2 separate regions of the Homo sapiens genome follow, and region 1 is linked to region 2. A link is a loop called in an ENCODE intact Hi-C map of the cell type or tissue named here. Cell type or tissue: ascending aorta. All regions are shown on one strand.

Evidence for each region. Peaks named below come from ENCODE experiments on the same cell type or tissue, not always from the same donor. Only the 100,000 strongest peaks of a DNase experiment are listed, where the experiment ranks them.
Region 1: it touches region 2 in a loop (2.6-fold over the local background); 33 of 110 quality-filtered maps call a loop at or near these places.

Annotation. Positions count from the first base shown.
Region 1 is chr3:101,225,818-101,233,817 of GRCh38, forward strand. It overlaps IMPG2 (interphotoreceptor matrix proteoglycan 2), which reads right to left. Exons shown (of 19, transcript NM_016247.4): 15 at 6,964-7,174; 16 at 5,140-5,328; 17 at 3,563-3,773; 18 at 2,980-3,059; 19 at 1-1,164. The coding sequence ends at 1,152. Among named protein-coding and RNA genes, the nearest start is that of IMPG2, 91 kb to the right of the region's middle. In ascending aorta, a CTCF peak has its summit at 4,072 (motif pointing right); no DNase peak of the experiment used is centred here.
Region 2 is chr3:101,370,002-101,378,001 of GRCh38, forward strand. It overlaps SENP7 (SUMO specific peptidase 7), which reads right to left. Exons shown (of 24, transcript NM_020654.5): 7 at 2,007-2,125. Among named protein-coding and RNA genes, the nearest start is that of IMPG2, 53 kb to the left of the region's middle. In ascending aorta, no CTCF peak of the experiment used is centred here; no DNase peak of the experiment used is centred here; H3K27ac peaks cover 2,736 bases.

The sequences.
Region 1 (8,000 bases), 140 kb before region 2:
GGGGAAAGAGGAAAATTTCCATTTTCTGTCAAAATTTATATAAGGTATGGACTTCCTATCTGTTCAGTTTTTAAAATATTTTAATTGTAATAAAAGCTTTGCCCTGTTTTGTATAAGCAGGAGTTAATTTAGACAGGAGGTATTACACAAAGGAGAAGCAATGAAAATGAGCTCATCTATATTATGTGAGGTAGTTAAGTGCTGTTTTCCAAATTAATACACCAGGAACTAGAGGAGAGACAGGATTTGCCCAAGACATCTTTAGATTTCAGAAGCAATCAGGGAACCTCAGTCCAGCAATCAAGAAACAAAATATATTCTCAGCACTGGGGTCTTGACCCGACACTCACTCCCTCCCTGCCCATGTGATTAAATTTGTCTTTAGATTAATGGGAATCTTCTAAACTTTATATATATATATATATATATATATATATATATATATATATATATATATATATATGCATTCATCCTGAAAACTAAGAAAAAAAGGATATTAACATAGTTAACATAACAATAACATGGTCTTGATTAATATGCTCAGGAAATGCAAGACACTGATAGAAGCATAAAAATACAACCCGAATTCTATCCTGCAGCAAAAAAGTTTGCTTTTTCTTTAGCAGTTTGATCAAAAAAAAGAAAGAATTTTATTTAGATGAATGCCTGATTATAAACTATCCATTAAGACTATTTCAAAGGTTTCCCCTTCTACCCAACAATAACAAATATGCTCCAAAATATTCCCTTACTAAGCCAGACTTCTCCATGGAAGAGTCTCACCTTATTTTCCTATTGAAAAACCCGAGGCACAGTTCTTAGGAGACACCCCCAGTGATTCAGAAGCAGACAGCAACTGCAGCCCTAAATCCTAGGTCCAGCTTTTTCTTATAGAATACTTTCCAGAGTTTACGTAGTTTTCAATTTATTTAAACACAGCATTCAGTCTTTATAGAAATAAAAATGGTAACATCTCTTACTACATTCTGAAAACTTAAGCTGAAAAAAAAACAGTGTGCCCTATATTTAATTTTTTCATAGAAAACTCTTCTTCCAACAGTGTTTAAAATCCAGGTTAATTATATGACATAAGTAACAAGTAATCTCCATCTTCTCCAGGCTTCTAATCAGTTTCAGAACAGGAGTTTTGGTTAAACCTCTTCCCTGCCATGAAAACACAAAGAGCAATTCAGTAAAAAAAAAGCAAGAATGTAATAAAATGCAATTACTGTCATACATCACTAAGCTATACTCCTAAAATCATGAATACTTTCTATTTTTTTCTTTATTTGAAGGAAAGTTGTTCTGTTCTGTGCTAAAAATTTTTTTAATCCACTCTACAAAGATCATGTGATGCTTTAATCCTGAATCAACTCCATTAACATTTTTTCGGCTACCTGATAGATGAAAACTCTGAAACTAAGTGAAAACTGAAAATGCTGTTTGGATTACATGCCTGACATCTTTCCAATGTCTTATTCCTTCTGTGAACCTCCTAAGGTTACAGAGCCTGTGTATACTTTCTTTTGTCTCACAGGGTCTTCTAGTTCAAATCTTCTTTGTTTCATAGACTCTGTGTGTGTATTTTAATGTTAGACAGTGCACCAGAAGAAACAGAAACATGTAGTCAATCTGCCTATTCCTATAAGGCTCTCCTGAATCCTTCCTTTGCATGTCTTAGCCTAGAAAAGATGCATTTTTAATTCAGTGAACACATTCAGGCAGGTAGCTTTGAGAGGCTTCTAAAGGGTTGAAACATTCCTGTTATTTCTATTGGATACTACTGAAATGGAGCCGTGGGTCATCTGCTGGCTGAAGATGCAGAGATGAATGGATTCTCTGGTTTAAAAGGCAGACGCCTGGTGATATTGCTCTGGCTGCATTCAGCAAGACTGGCAGCACCTCCTAGGAGCCAAGTCAGATGTTCAGAGATTTTTAGAGTTATCTCTACCATGCACATGGAATTAGAAAAGCACCTTTCTCAGTTTCCTCAGTTATCAGTTTGTCCCTTCTCTTACAGAGGAACCACGAGCAAAGGAGCCACCTATCAGAGAAAAAGAATTTTGAGTAAAGGGGCAGGTGTTCCACTCAGGGCCATGGGTGTTATTGTGACCCTTCATTAATTTCTCTTATAAGCATGCATGAATTGCTCTGATTTTTCTCTTCTAAAAGCCAAGCCAGAAGATACTTATCTGGCCCTCCACGAACAAACACTTCCACGAAGGCAACAGTAGGACCAAATATCAATACCAAACTGTAATCCTACCCAATACACTCAGCTAACGCCCATTATGGCCTCTTTTCAAGATAGTTTATTTTGTAACCTATGTCTAGTTATGGATTGTGGGAACAAAGAAAAAAAGTACAGACATTTGCCCAAAATGCATCCTGAGAAAAGCAAATGGGAAAATTAAGATAAACTTGATAGAGGCAAGAGATACAGTTTAATGAGATTTGTAATTCAAAGCATACTGAAAAGTATCTACAGAGATAGAATTGAAAGAATATGTTGAAATATGTGAGGACTTATGGCTACTCAAATGTTCTTCAAAGGAACTATCTATGAAAAATATTTTATGGCATCAGATCAATCAGATCACTAGTGAGATCTATGACAACAAGAGAGAAAATATGAAAAGACTATGTGTAGTCCAGGCGTCTCTAGTCCAAAACAGACAGTATCTTAGTTTTAAATCTTCTCTGCCACTGGCTATCACTGTCATCTTAAGTAAGTCCCTTCATGTCTCCAAGATTTCCTTTCCTCAAATAAGAAACACTCAATTTACAAAGCCCTTATAAGGAAGAAATGAGATAATCTGCCTGGACATGCATAAACTTTGAAGAACTCAACAAATGTTGGTTATCACGGAGACTCCTGTCACATGGACAGGAAATTATGTGCTCACTCAGGTGTGACATTACTCTAGAGTAAACTGTTAAGTCTGTAGGTCGGGGTGGGGGGCTGTTTCAAAAGCTTACACTTGTTGCTCTCTCACAAAAGCTGCAAACTCAGGATCATTGGCATACAGTTCCAAAACTCTCATTCTCTCTTGAATTTCCTTAAACAAAAAAGAAACAATAGGCCACACATTGCATTAGAAAAACCTCAACAGCCTTTTAAAAGGGGTTCTAATTTTCATAAGGAATTGTTACATTCTGGGCTATTCAGAAGTATGCTATAAGAAAGAAGTGCAGGAGTGTGCACTTTCAGAGAAATGGAAGGATCTACATACACTACTCTGGATATTACATGTCCTGCTCTAAATCAGACATATTTCTAAGGAAGAAAGGGAGGAAGGAGAGAGTACCAGTTAATAACGCAAAAAAAAAAAAAAAGCGCCATTGTGGGGGAAATAAGGTACCGCTTAGAATTTAATACTCTGTGCATATCATAGACTAGGAGATACGAGGTAAAAACCAATTACTAAATATTTTTTACACTTTCTTAAAGTCCATGTGCATGCACACATACACTCATACACACCCCCACCCACCACCCCCTGCTCCCCCACACACACACCAGCAGTAGCTGCGACAGCAACATAAATGCAAAGTTTCCCACCTCTCTGGAAAGCTCACTGCTCTCATACATCTGTCTGATTTCTTCTCTGCTCAGCCCACCAATCACGTCTCCGCTAGCAGAGCTGTAGAAGGGATGCTGAGGATAGGGTCCCTCATACTTCTCACATCCAGCCCTGTGACTTTCATACACGGGGTTGTACTTCACAGCATTCTCAATAGATGAGAGGCTGTCAGGCTGCCTGCTGGAGCCACTAAAAGAAAGATATGATGGATTCAGGCTCTTGTTTGGATGCTCAACTATGTGGAAGACTATTTACCTGGGACAATATTTCTGTTGAAGAAAAACAGGTGCACTTTACACAAATGGTGGGACATAACTGTGAAAAACATCTAGATCAACCTCAAAAATTATTTGTCAGGTGTTATCATTATGATTTCCTCACACCCATGGCAAGTGCCCTGTGGACTTGTTCCATGTCTCATTCATCTTATTTGCCATGGCGCCTGGCATTCATAAATGTTGGAAACTATGTCTGCCAGTAGATGGTGCTTCATAAACTGTAGCTTCATCATTCCCAGAGTTATACACATTGAAAATCAGTGTGTAGCCACGCAGCAAATCTGACTGAAATATAAATATTACGGTCTAGGGGAAGCAGAGCCTCAATTAAATTCAACTCAGGTCTACACATATTTACCGAGCATTGATCATGTGCATAGGACTGTTCTACACACTGCTGACACAAATAATCTTTTATCTCTGCCCTGGATGAGGTTACAGTCTAATGAAAAGTCAGACACAATAAGAATATAATAACAATGACGGAGGTATGTCCCAGGTGCTCCAGGACTTAGCCAAGTTGATGGTGAGAGAAGTAAACTAGACCTCAAGTTGTAGCTCTTACAGACTTCAGACGCACAGAAGCAAAGTACAATATGTGATTATGATCCTTGCATCCTGAGTCTAGCAAATGGACCAGGTTTTATTTCCCCATCAATGAAGCAACACCTAACTAAACAGAGAATGAGATTTCATTTATTGACAGACCCTTACCTAGATTTAAATTCTGGCTTATTACCACTAGCTTGAGCCAAAGAGGAGCAAGTTGTAACAGATCTGGTCCTCCCTGAAGGGAAATTCACCTCTTCTATCTCATCTCCAACATTGCTTCTCCAAATTCTTTCTGGCCATGAAATAGGCATTCTGGTCACACTCAACCATGCCTTTCCTTCGATGAGCCTTGAAGTTCACGCATGCCTCCCTGACTTTGCTCATGCTCATTCAACCAGCTAGAAAGCATCCCAGCCCAAACATAGCAAATGTCTACTCTTTCTCTCCAGCAAATTACCACAGCCATCATTAAAACTTTTAAGACTCTTTCCCCAGGCAAAACTTATTTGTACCTCATCAAGGCTCCTTAGCATCTTATTCTTAGTGCTACTTCTGTTTTTCTTCAATTTGACACCCCTTTGAGGACAAGGACCATGTGTTTATTCAAATTCATAGCTCTCTTCCACCCAGCCAGCTCCTTGTCCAATATTTGGCACCTGGTAAGTACTAAATAAATGTGTAAATGGAACATTGTATTCCATTAGAGAGCTCTTTTCCTTATTTACCTGAAGGGACTCTCTCTTTCACTCCTGTCATGGTGTGCTTGGAGAGTCCTGATGAAGAAGTAGATGATAGCAGAAAAGATGACAAGAAGTCCAACCACGGAGGCAATAGTGATGCCTATGATCACGGGCTCAGACACAAATTCCTCACAGTGCTTGCCTCGGTACCACCAGTTCTCACCCACCCGGCACCTGCAACCAACAGTCACCAAGTCCGATATCTGAATCACTCTGCTCACACTGACAATTAACAGCAGAACCTTCTGAGGGACTAGAGGAAAGTAGAGAAATAAATGCTGACCACGTGAAGCTTCATAAAGAGTTGAATAGACAGATTAAAAGATCATACAATTTAAGGCAGTGAATAAAGCCCAGCACAGACCTAGTAGGTCCTCAATGACTGTTTGAAAGAAAACTGAATAAAAAGCTAAATAGGTTTAAGGAAATTATTCTACTTAACATCCTTATTTATAGATAACCAAAAAACAAGCCTAGGAAGGAAAGTGACTGGCATTAGGCCATACAATTAGTCTGCTGCAGAACTGGGCCTAGAACCCAGGCCTCCAGACGCCCCATGTCCTTTCAGTATGCTAAAGATATCCTTCAAACCCTAAGGCCACAGGGAAAGGAAATCACTGCTTTTCTAGGTAATATTAATTTCTCTGGACATGAAGGGACTGTTTTTCTCCTTATAAACTTTATCCTTCTTCATATAGAAGAGTCTGGATTATTTCTACTTATTTCCTGTTTCTGGCATCTATGCCAACATTTGCCCATTTTGACCTTGCAGACTGTCCTCTACTTTCTGTTTCTCCTCCTTATTCTCAGCATCCTCTCCTCTTCAACCACGCAGCTTTGGTTGTGTATGGTTGGAAAGTTGATTTGTTTGACTTTGTTTAAGGGGAGTGGGCAGATGACAGTCGGGCTAACTGAATCTGCTCATCTTCTCATTGGTTCTACCTTTAGAAAATGGATCTCAGATGTACTTAAAGAAAAATATTTTTGTCACCACTTTGAAAACTTTAAATACTTTAAAGTTTTTAAATGTTTGTCTTTATTTTTGAATGAATACTAAGTATGAATAAGAGGGGCCCAAAACCTTTAAAAATATAATTCAAGTATAACAATAAAACTCATTTTCACTTTCAGATATAGAGGAACGTGATCTTATGCCTAAACCTCATTTGAACACCAGTTTCCTTACCATCACCATTAAAAACTACAATACAAAGATCTCCATCTGCTCCAAGTAGTCTCAGTAGGATTTTTATTTTTTTTTTATTTATTTTTTATTTTTTTTTGAGACAGAGTTTCAATCTTGTTGCCCAGGCTGGAGTGCAGTGGCACGATCTCAGCTCACTGCAACCTCTGCCTCCCGGGTTCAAGCAATTCTCCTGCCTTAGCCTCACAAGTAGCTGGGATTACAGGTGCCTGCCACCACACCCAGCTAATTTTTGTATTTTTAGTAGAGATGGGGTTTCGCCATGTTGGCCAGGATGGTCTCAATCTCCCGACCTCAGGTGATCCACCCACCTTGGCCTCCCAAAGTGCTGGGATTACAGGCGTGAGCCACTGCACCCAGCCAGTAGGACATATTTAGACAATTTTTTTTTTGCAGTTCCCTAACAGCATAAATTACTGAATTGAAATTCAGGCCTGTTAAACAACTCATCCTCACATGACAGTTAGATGGCTCCCATCTATTGCCTAGATATAACTTCTATAATGCATACTATAATAAGTATCCTAAAATTATAGGTGCAGGCCCCTTTTCTTTAGAGGAAATATCTATAGCCTCTAAAGTCAAAATCTGTAACTACAACATACCTACAAATGGCCCCGTGCCCAGGCATAATGTCACACTTTCCATCATTCAAGCAGAAGTCAGGCTGTAGGTCACAGAGACTCTGACAGGGCCGTTCTTCCACACTCAGGTATCCAGGGAAGCATCTGCACTTTGCTTCTCCACTCCAGGGGTTGACCAGACACTCTGAAAATTCATTACAGGCCTGAAACTTGCAAGGGTTGGCTTCATCACCTAAAACATTAAACAAAGAATAATGCAAGAAAAGGCAAAACACAGAAACTGGGGTATACAAAGCCCTTCATTAAAGTTCTCCCCCAAAGTATATGGGACAACTCCTTTCCAGAACCATTAAAGTACACCATCGCCACCAATACCACACACAAAAACTCTCACTCATCATAGATCAATAAGCTTTTGTCAAATTTTTGTGCAACTCAGAGCCAAATCATAAAACCCTATGACCTATCTAAGCCTTAACATATTTTATCTAGGGAGCATGTAGAAGCTTTAGAAATCCATGCCATGTAATTGCAGATCTAAGTTAAACACAATAGTAATTGTAGATCTAAATTAAATGCAGTTTTCATGGACCATTCATTTCCACCAACCCCAACCTGCTGCAGTTGACCTCCACTCTACATACACTGCTACATGCCTTGCACAACACTGAGAACATGAATGGGGAGAGAGAGCTCAGAAGAGAACTGGTAGGAGCCTCAGGGATGGGTATAGCCCAGTAAGAGCAGCCTAGGAACAGTCAAGATTTGTGAAAATCAATGTTAGGAAAATAAGTCAGCCCTGCACTTCCTGAGGCCATTTCCAACAAAATATTTTTGCCTTCATAACTTAATTTTTCATTGATAGGGTGAGGGAAAATGACTATTTTTAAAAATGAATTAGGATAGTAATCAGTCAAAAAAGATATGACATTGACCATGAATGGGCCTTCCATCCTGCCACAGTTCCCACATGTTCTTCACTGGTCAATGGTAATCTGTGAATGGTAAGTGGGCAAATGGTGACACAGACATTGAAAATAGAGAAAACAGGTGGAAAT
Region 2 (8,000 bases):
ATTTCATTCAGAATTTCCATTAATTTACAGGTTTTTAAAAAATAACTGGTATCAGATGTAGGAGAGTAAACACTGCTTTAATAAAGATTCAATAGCTAATTGTATTAGAAACACTTTCCCTACCAGTAGTGGTACCTTCAGGGATACTGAAAAACTAAAAAATGTTTCTTTTGTCATGTACTCTTCCCTGATGCATGTCTAAAATGCCACTGTGATCTTGAGGTAACACTCCTGGGTACAAATCAGAAAGTATTTTATTCAAGTCAATGTGAGGACTGTTAGTCCTCACATTCTACTGCTTTCCTGGGTAGAGTAGGAATCTTTGTCTTGATAGTACCTGAACTGAGCCCACTTGTACAAATACTTACATTTTTACTTGGTAATCAATACAGTCATCCCTCAGTATCCTCAGGGGATTGGTCCCAGGGACCCAGGATACCAAACTCCATGGATCCATAAGCCCCTAAAGGTATAGTATTTGCATATAACCTATATACATTCTCCTGTATAGTTTAAATAATCTCTAGATTACTTATAATACCCAATACAACATAAATGTTATGTAGTTGTTATATGTATTTTTTATGATTGTATTATTTTTATTGAAGTTTTTTTCAAATATTTTCCATCTTTGCTAGGTTGAATCTACAGATGCAGAACACAAAGATACACAGAGATGATTGTAATTACTTCTAAGAAAAGTACAGTTTATAAGAAAATAAATGTTTTTCATTATACACTGACAGTGACTAATTGGAAGCTTGTCTGAACAAAGTCACAGCACATTCTCCAAAGACTGCCTTTATAAGAGTTTCAGCTGGTTTCTTGTACAAATAAAAGTTATTACTGTAGTTTCATTTTAAATTTTTTTCTATTAAAAAGGCTACTAAAAAGAATCTTTAAATAGCTGTGCTCCAAATGAAGTGTAATGAATTTTTGCACAGCATCATCAAAAGATTTTTTTGTATTGTGAATAACTTATGAAATCACTCAAAAATAAAACAGTGGCCAAGCGCGGTGGCTCTTGCCTATAATCCCAGCATTTTGGGAAGCCGAGGCAGGCAGATCACTGGAGCCCAGGAGTTTGAGACCAGCCTGGGCAACACGGCAAGACCTTGTCTCTGCAAAATACAAAAAATTAGCCAGGCGTGGTGGTGCATGACTATAGTCTCAACTACTCGGGAGGCTGATGTGGGAGGATCACTTGAGCCCAGGAGGTAGATAGAGGCTGAAGTGGGCTGTGATCATGTGTGATCATGCCACTGTACACCAGCCTGGGTGACAGAGTGAGGCCCTGTCTTAAAAAGAAAAAGAGAAAGAGAAAAGCAAGAAAGAAAGCAAGCAACAAAGAGACTTCAACAACATTTGAAGCTATCAATAATCCAACAGACCCCTAAAGGTGTTAGTTTCACAAATAAATAATGTAGTAAAATTGTTTTTCTTCAAGTATCAGTAAAATATTTTTAATTCTTGAAAGAGAGGCAAAAAAGAAAAAGAAGTCGAATCATAAATCCTATATGCAAGGAGGCCTACAAAAAATTTTCACAAGTCTAGGAAGTATTTACCTTCAAATTTGCTAATAGTGGCTTGTTTGGCATCCTCCTGAAGTTGAGAGAAATTCTAATGAATAGAGAATGTATTTCATGGTAGGCAAATAGACAGTGATTAGCTAATAATAAAAACCCAGTTAGCAGTAACATTAATATCCATGGAAACAACACTTAGAAACAGCTAAATGAACATAACTTCATAGCTATATCCAAGTCTCCCCAAAGAAGAAAAAAATATATTAAAATTTAACTTTTGGGATTAGTAAATAAATCTAGAAATGAGTACTACGCTACATAAAGAGTAGGTTTAGCAATTTTATTTGTGTTGCCAAATAATCTCCCTTTACTTTCACATATCCTTTCAAAGTAAAATAAAATAATTTATTTATAACAAAAATTATTATTAATACAATAAGAAAAAATTCAAATTCCAACAGTTTTCTAAGGTTCACAAACCTTCAGGCTGAGTATCAGATATTAAAAGAGAAATGCCATCATCCTTTCTTCGTTTTTCTTTATTGTGCGCAGTCTGCTTTGCAGAATTGTCATCTACTGTCTTACTTCGTTGTGAGCCCCTGCAAAAGAGAACTGTATTATACTCAATTCTAATAAAGCCCAAATGAATTTAGAAGCCAACTAGCATGTATTTAAAAATCCAACACATTACAAACACAGTCCCACATGGCAGACTATAAGATCTGGGTAGTAAAAAAAATATTGAACTCAGATTTAAGAAATAAGTTATCCTCCCTTTTCTACCTTTAAATTCCCCATGTGTGTTTAGGGGGAAAAAAAATGAGATATCAACATTGGAGGATTGTGTACATGCAAAATGAGCAAAAGAGTAATACTATACAAGTATTAAATTAGGTTTAAAAAGTAAAATTCCAAGGACACAAGTACCTCAATAATTAAACCTATGTATAGGCAAACAATTATAAGCCAAAGCTGAATGTTAATATATTTCAAGCGTGGTTCATATACCAAAAGTATGGTAACAAATTTTCAGTAGTATGTGGTAATAAATTTTACCTACAGAGAAAATAATTTAAAGTCTAAGGTACTGGTAAAATAACAAATTTTGGAATGATAGTCACAATGTTACTACTAAGGAAAATTTAGAAATATAAAACATACTATAATGTATAAGTGCATACATATGAAACAAAATATAAAAACTTAGACTGGAAGGATTCAAGCCTATTTGGGTAGTAGATAACTCTAAAGAGGGAGAGTATTAGAATCAGGGAATATAAAATAAATAAGTTTTCAACTTTCTATAATACTTCTTTAAAAACAAATTTAAATCTGAAAAAATAGGAATTATATTGGTTAAATCTGAGTGATATGTATTGGCATATTATTCTCTATACTTATGTACATATTTGAAGTATTTCATAATTTTAAAATATATAAATTATTTACAACTAAGGCAACTAGTATAAGTCAAAAACAAGGACTATAAAGACCAATTACACGTAATGCTTCCTTGTTTTGAGAGAATTATTTGGAAGGCTAAAAATGACTTATAAATTAAAAAAAGCTACAGTATCCAAACATCACCAGTGTAGTGTCATAGTTAAAGAAAGGGTTATTGCTGCTATTACACTGCTCATTTTCATATTTACTTTGGTAAAATTTTCTTTATTTTCAGATTGGAAATTAAAAGGCCAAAATAATCAAAATCGTAAGGGTGAGCCAATTTCACTTGCAAAGAGGTTCTGACTGAGTCAAATCATTCCACTCCTCAACCCTCAAGAATCATTCTTGAAGAATAAGGGCATCTAAGCAAATTTATACCATAGAGTTTTGTTTACTGAAAATGAAAACCAAAAGAGAAGTCAAAAAAAATTTGTCCTCCCTGAAAGAATTATCACTACAGGCACTATAAACAAAAATAAAATGTGACCTAAAAGACGATCTAAAAAGATGCTTAGGTACTTATGTTTCCCCTGATATAAGAAGCAAACAGTGTAATAGTCCTTGTTTTTCTAGCACAATGAACACTGAAAAACAAAATAAGATTTCACATGTAAATCACATTAAAAGTTATATGGTTGTAGAAAAAAGACTTTATAACAGAGGATTTTCTTGACTAAACGCTAAGCATTAAGTAGTTGGCATGAAACCAAAAATAAAAATGAGTATTTTCAAAAGGTAATGTCATATGATTCAAATGCACAACAGTGAAGCCAAACACATCTGTAATATAATCTCAATCCAAATAACAGTTTTTTGCAGAATATGACAATCTGGTTCTAAACTGTACATGGTGGAAAGTCACGTGTTTAAAGATAAGGACAGCAATGTTCAAACACTGTTAGCTTCCATCCTCTTATAAGAAAAGGAAATGAATGGACTGGAAACACCCAAGTTCCTGAACAAGAAATATAAATATTCACATTATTCAAGTTAACAAGTAAATGTAATAAAAGCTCAAAATAAATATTTTCCAATGCAACAAAATTCTAAGAATTTTTTTAAATAGCCAAGCAAATATACTTTAAAATTATAAAAATGTATTAAAATAGCGTGGTACTAGAATAAAGAGAGACATATCGACCATAGAAATAGAAAACAGAACCCAGGAACAAACTTTCAAATATATGCTCAAAAGATTTTTGACAAGGATGCTGAAACCATTCAATAGGGAAGGGACAGTCTTTTCAATAAAGGGTGCTGTGAACATAGGATAGTCATATGCAAAAGGAAGAAGTTGGACAGTTATCTAACACCATCTACAAAAATTAACTCAAAGTGGATCAAACACCTAAATATAAGGCAGAAAACTATAAAACTCTTAGAAGAATGCATAGGGGAAATCTTTATGACATTAGATTTGGCAGTGATTTCTTTGATATAACAACAAAAACACAGTCAACAACAAAGATAAATTGGAGTTCATTAAAATTGAAAACTTATGGCTGGGCATGGTAGTTGACGCCTGTAATCCCAGCTACTCGAGAGGCTGAGGAGTGAGGATTGCTTGAGGCCAGGAGTTCAAGAACAGCCTGGGGAACATAATTCATTATGGGGTTTCACCCCACCCACACACACACACACACAAAATTTAATAATTAGCTGGGCATGATGGTATGCCCCTGTAGTCTTAGCTACTCAGGAAGCTGAGGGGAGAATCACTTGATCCCAGGAGTTCAAGGTGGCAGCTACAATTGTGCCACTGCACTCCAGCCTGGGCAATAGAATGAGGCTCTGTCTCAAAAAAAAAAAAAAAAAATCAAAAATTTTTGTTTATCAAAGGACACTAGTGAAAAGACAACCCACAGAATGGGAGAAAATATCTCCCACCCACATATATATTAAAGGATTAATACTGATAATAATAAAGACCTCCTACAGCTCAACAACAAAAAATAAATAACAATTAAAAAATGGGCAAAGTATTTGAAGAGATGTTTCTCCAAAGACATACAAATGGCCAATTAGCATGAAAAGATGTTCAACGTCACTAATCACTAAGGAAATGCAAGCCCAAACAACAATATACCATTTCACACAGATTAGGACAGAGTAATTTAAAAAAAAATTTTTTTTTCATTAAAAAAAGTTAAACATTGGCAAAAATGTAGAAAAATTGGAACCTCTGTACATTGTTGGTGGGAATGTTCAACAGTGCAGTCACTGTGGAATGGTTTGGTGGTTCCTCAAAAAGCTAAATAGAGAACTGCGATATAAGAAGCTAAACACAGGCCGAGCACAGTGGCTCACGCCTGTAATCCCAGCACTTTGGGAGGCTGAGGCGGGCGGATCACCTGAGGTCGAGAGTTCAAGACCAGCCTTTCCAACATGGAGAAACTCCGTCTCTACTACTAATACAAAAATTAGCCAGGCGTGGTGGCGCACGCCTGTAATCCCAGCTACTCAGAGGCTGAGGCATGAGAATCGCTTGAACCCGGGAGGCGGAGATTGCGGTGAGCCAAGATCATGCCATTGCACTCCAGCGTGGGCAACAAGAGCGAAATTCCATCTCCAAAAAAAAAAAAAAAAAAAAAAAAAGAAGCTAAACACATAATCACAAAGTTACCAAGCAATCCCACTCCTAGGTATATACCCAAAGGAATTGAAAGCAGGTACATGAACAGATTCTTGTACTCCACTGTTCACTGTGGCACACTATTCACAATAGCCAAAAGGTGAAAACAACCTTAGGGTCCATCAAGAAATGAAAAGAAAAACAAAATGTGGTATATTCATACAATAAAATATTATTGGGCCATAAAAAGGAATGAACTTGTGATAAGTGCTACATGAATGAACTTTGAACACATTATGCTAAGTAAACTCAGCCAAACACAAAAGGACAAATATTGTGTGATTCCACTTAAAGAGGTAACTAAAATAGACAAATTCACAGAGACAGAAAGTAGATTAGAGGCTACTAGGGGATTAGGAGAGGGGAGAATGGGGAATTATTATTTAATGGTAACACAGTTTCTGCTTGAGATGAAAAAGTTGTGATAATGGTTGCACAACAATATGGATGAACTTTGAGGACATTATGCTAAGAAAAAATAAGCCACTAACTAAAAGACAAATACTGATATTCCATTCATATGATGACATATTTAGAATAGTCAAATTCATACAGGCAGAAAGTAGAATGGTGATTGCCAGGGACTGGAAGAAGGGAAAAATAGGGAGTTAGAGTTTAATAGATACAGAGTTTCAGTTTGGGAAGATGGAAAAAGTCCTGGAAAAGAATGGTGGTGATGGCTGCACAAATATGTGACTGTACTTAATGGCAGTGAACTGTACACTTAAAAATGGTTAAAATGGCAATTTTTAGGTTACTGATATTCTATTACAATCTTTAAAATACAAAAAAGGTATTAAAATATACAATAAATGAAGGGAATAGGAGAACTAGTTCTACTAATTTCATAATAAAACATAATACAGAGTAACATCAACAAGTAAAGTATAGTATTACAGACTAGTATATAAGAAATGGCTGGCAAACAGCAAAAAACCAAACACCGCATGTTCTCACTCATAGGTGGGAATTGAACAATGAGAACACATGGACACAGGAAGGGGAATATCACACTCTGGGGACTGTTGTGGGGTGGGGGGAGCGGGGAGGGATAGCATTAGGAGATACACCTAATGTTAAATGACGAGTTAATGGGTGCAGCACACCAACATGGCACATGTATACATATGTAACAAACCTGCACGTTGTGCACATGTACCCTAAAACTTAAAGTATAATTTAAAAAAATGCAAAAAGAAAAAAAAACAGAAGAATTTGAAACAAAGCTGGGAAACAAAGCTTTCAAATTCAGTTGTAGTGGACTAACTGGGTAACAACAGAGAAAAAAAAGAATTCAGAACTACATCCAATACTCTAAGGTAAAATGAACTATCATATGCTAATGACTAAAAGTTGTAAGATTTTTTTTAAACAACCATCAGAAGAAAAACACTATATTTATTAGCCTTGTGGAAGAAGAATTTCTTGAGAATGGAAGTAAAGAAATTATAGAGAAAAATATGATCGGATTCAACCACATACATGGTAAACTTTTAATAAATGATAAACTAAGAGCATCAAAATAAAAAAGAGAAATTAAACCCAAAACTGCATCAAACGAAGTGCAATACACAGGAGTTCCCAGTCCAACATGAAAGGAGCTTGGAAGTTATCTATCCTAACGGGTAAAACTGAAAAATCAACAACTCTTCCTGGACGTGACAGAAAAGTGAAGTCACAGGATGAATGGCTGCCCCCAAAATGGGAGAAAGACAGCCAGGTGAATACAGAGAATCGCAACTTACTAAAGCAAAAACCCACAAGCAGAAACAGTCCCAGTAACTACTATTGGAGTATGAAGACCTAAACTGCAATTGACAAATTGCTGAGGGTTCAGTGTACATAAGTCTAAGAGTTAAAAATCCCAGAGGACTTAGTCATAAAGGGGGTCGCACACTTTTGTGAGTTTTATCTCCAGGAGTTCAACCAGGTTCTCACAGTGAATATCAGAAAAATCCCCTCATGGTTCAGCAGAGGAAGGAAAACATTTTCAAATATATCAGAGCATTCTGTTCTTAACAAGGCCTGCCCTCAAGAAAAACTATTTCACCAGAGCCTAAACTATGAGTTATTTTTTAGAGCCTAATCAAGCAGGGGAAATAAAAAATACCCAACTCTAGCTCCGTCTAGCATTCTGTGTGAGGAAAAGCAAGGAAAATACACAATTCCAAGACCATCTAGCTTTCCATGTGGGAGAAGGGAAATATCTAACTTCATTATATTCCAGGTATGCTGTTGCACCAAAGCATTCAGAAGAGAATGAGAAGCACTTGTAAAGTTAACAGGCCAAGGACAAAGGCTCATTAACGCCTGAGGTTGCAATTTTTTGAATTTTTGCAATCACAGCTTGGTGATAACCTTTAGCAGTAGGATATAAATAACTTCCACATGCCTAG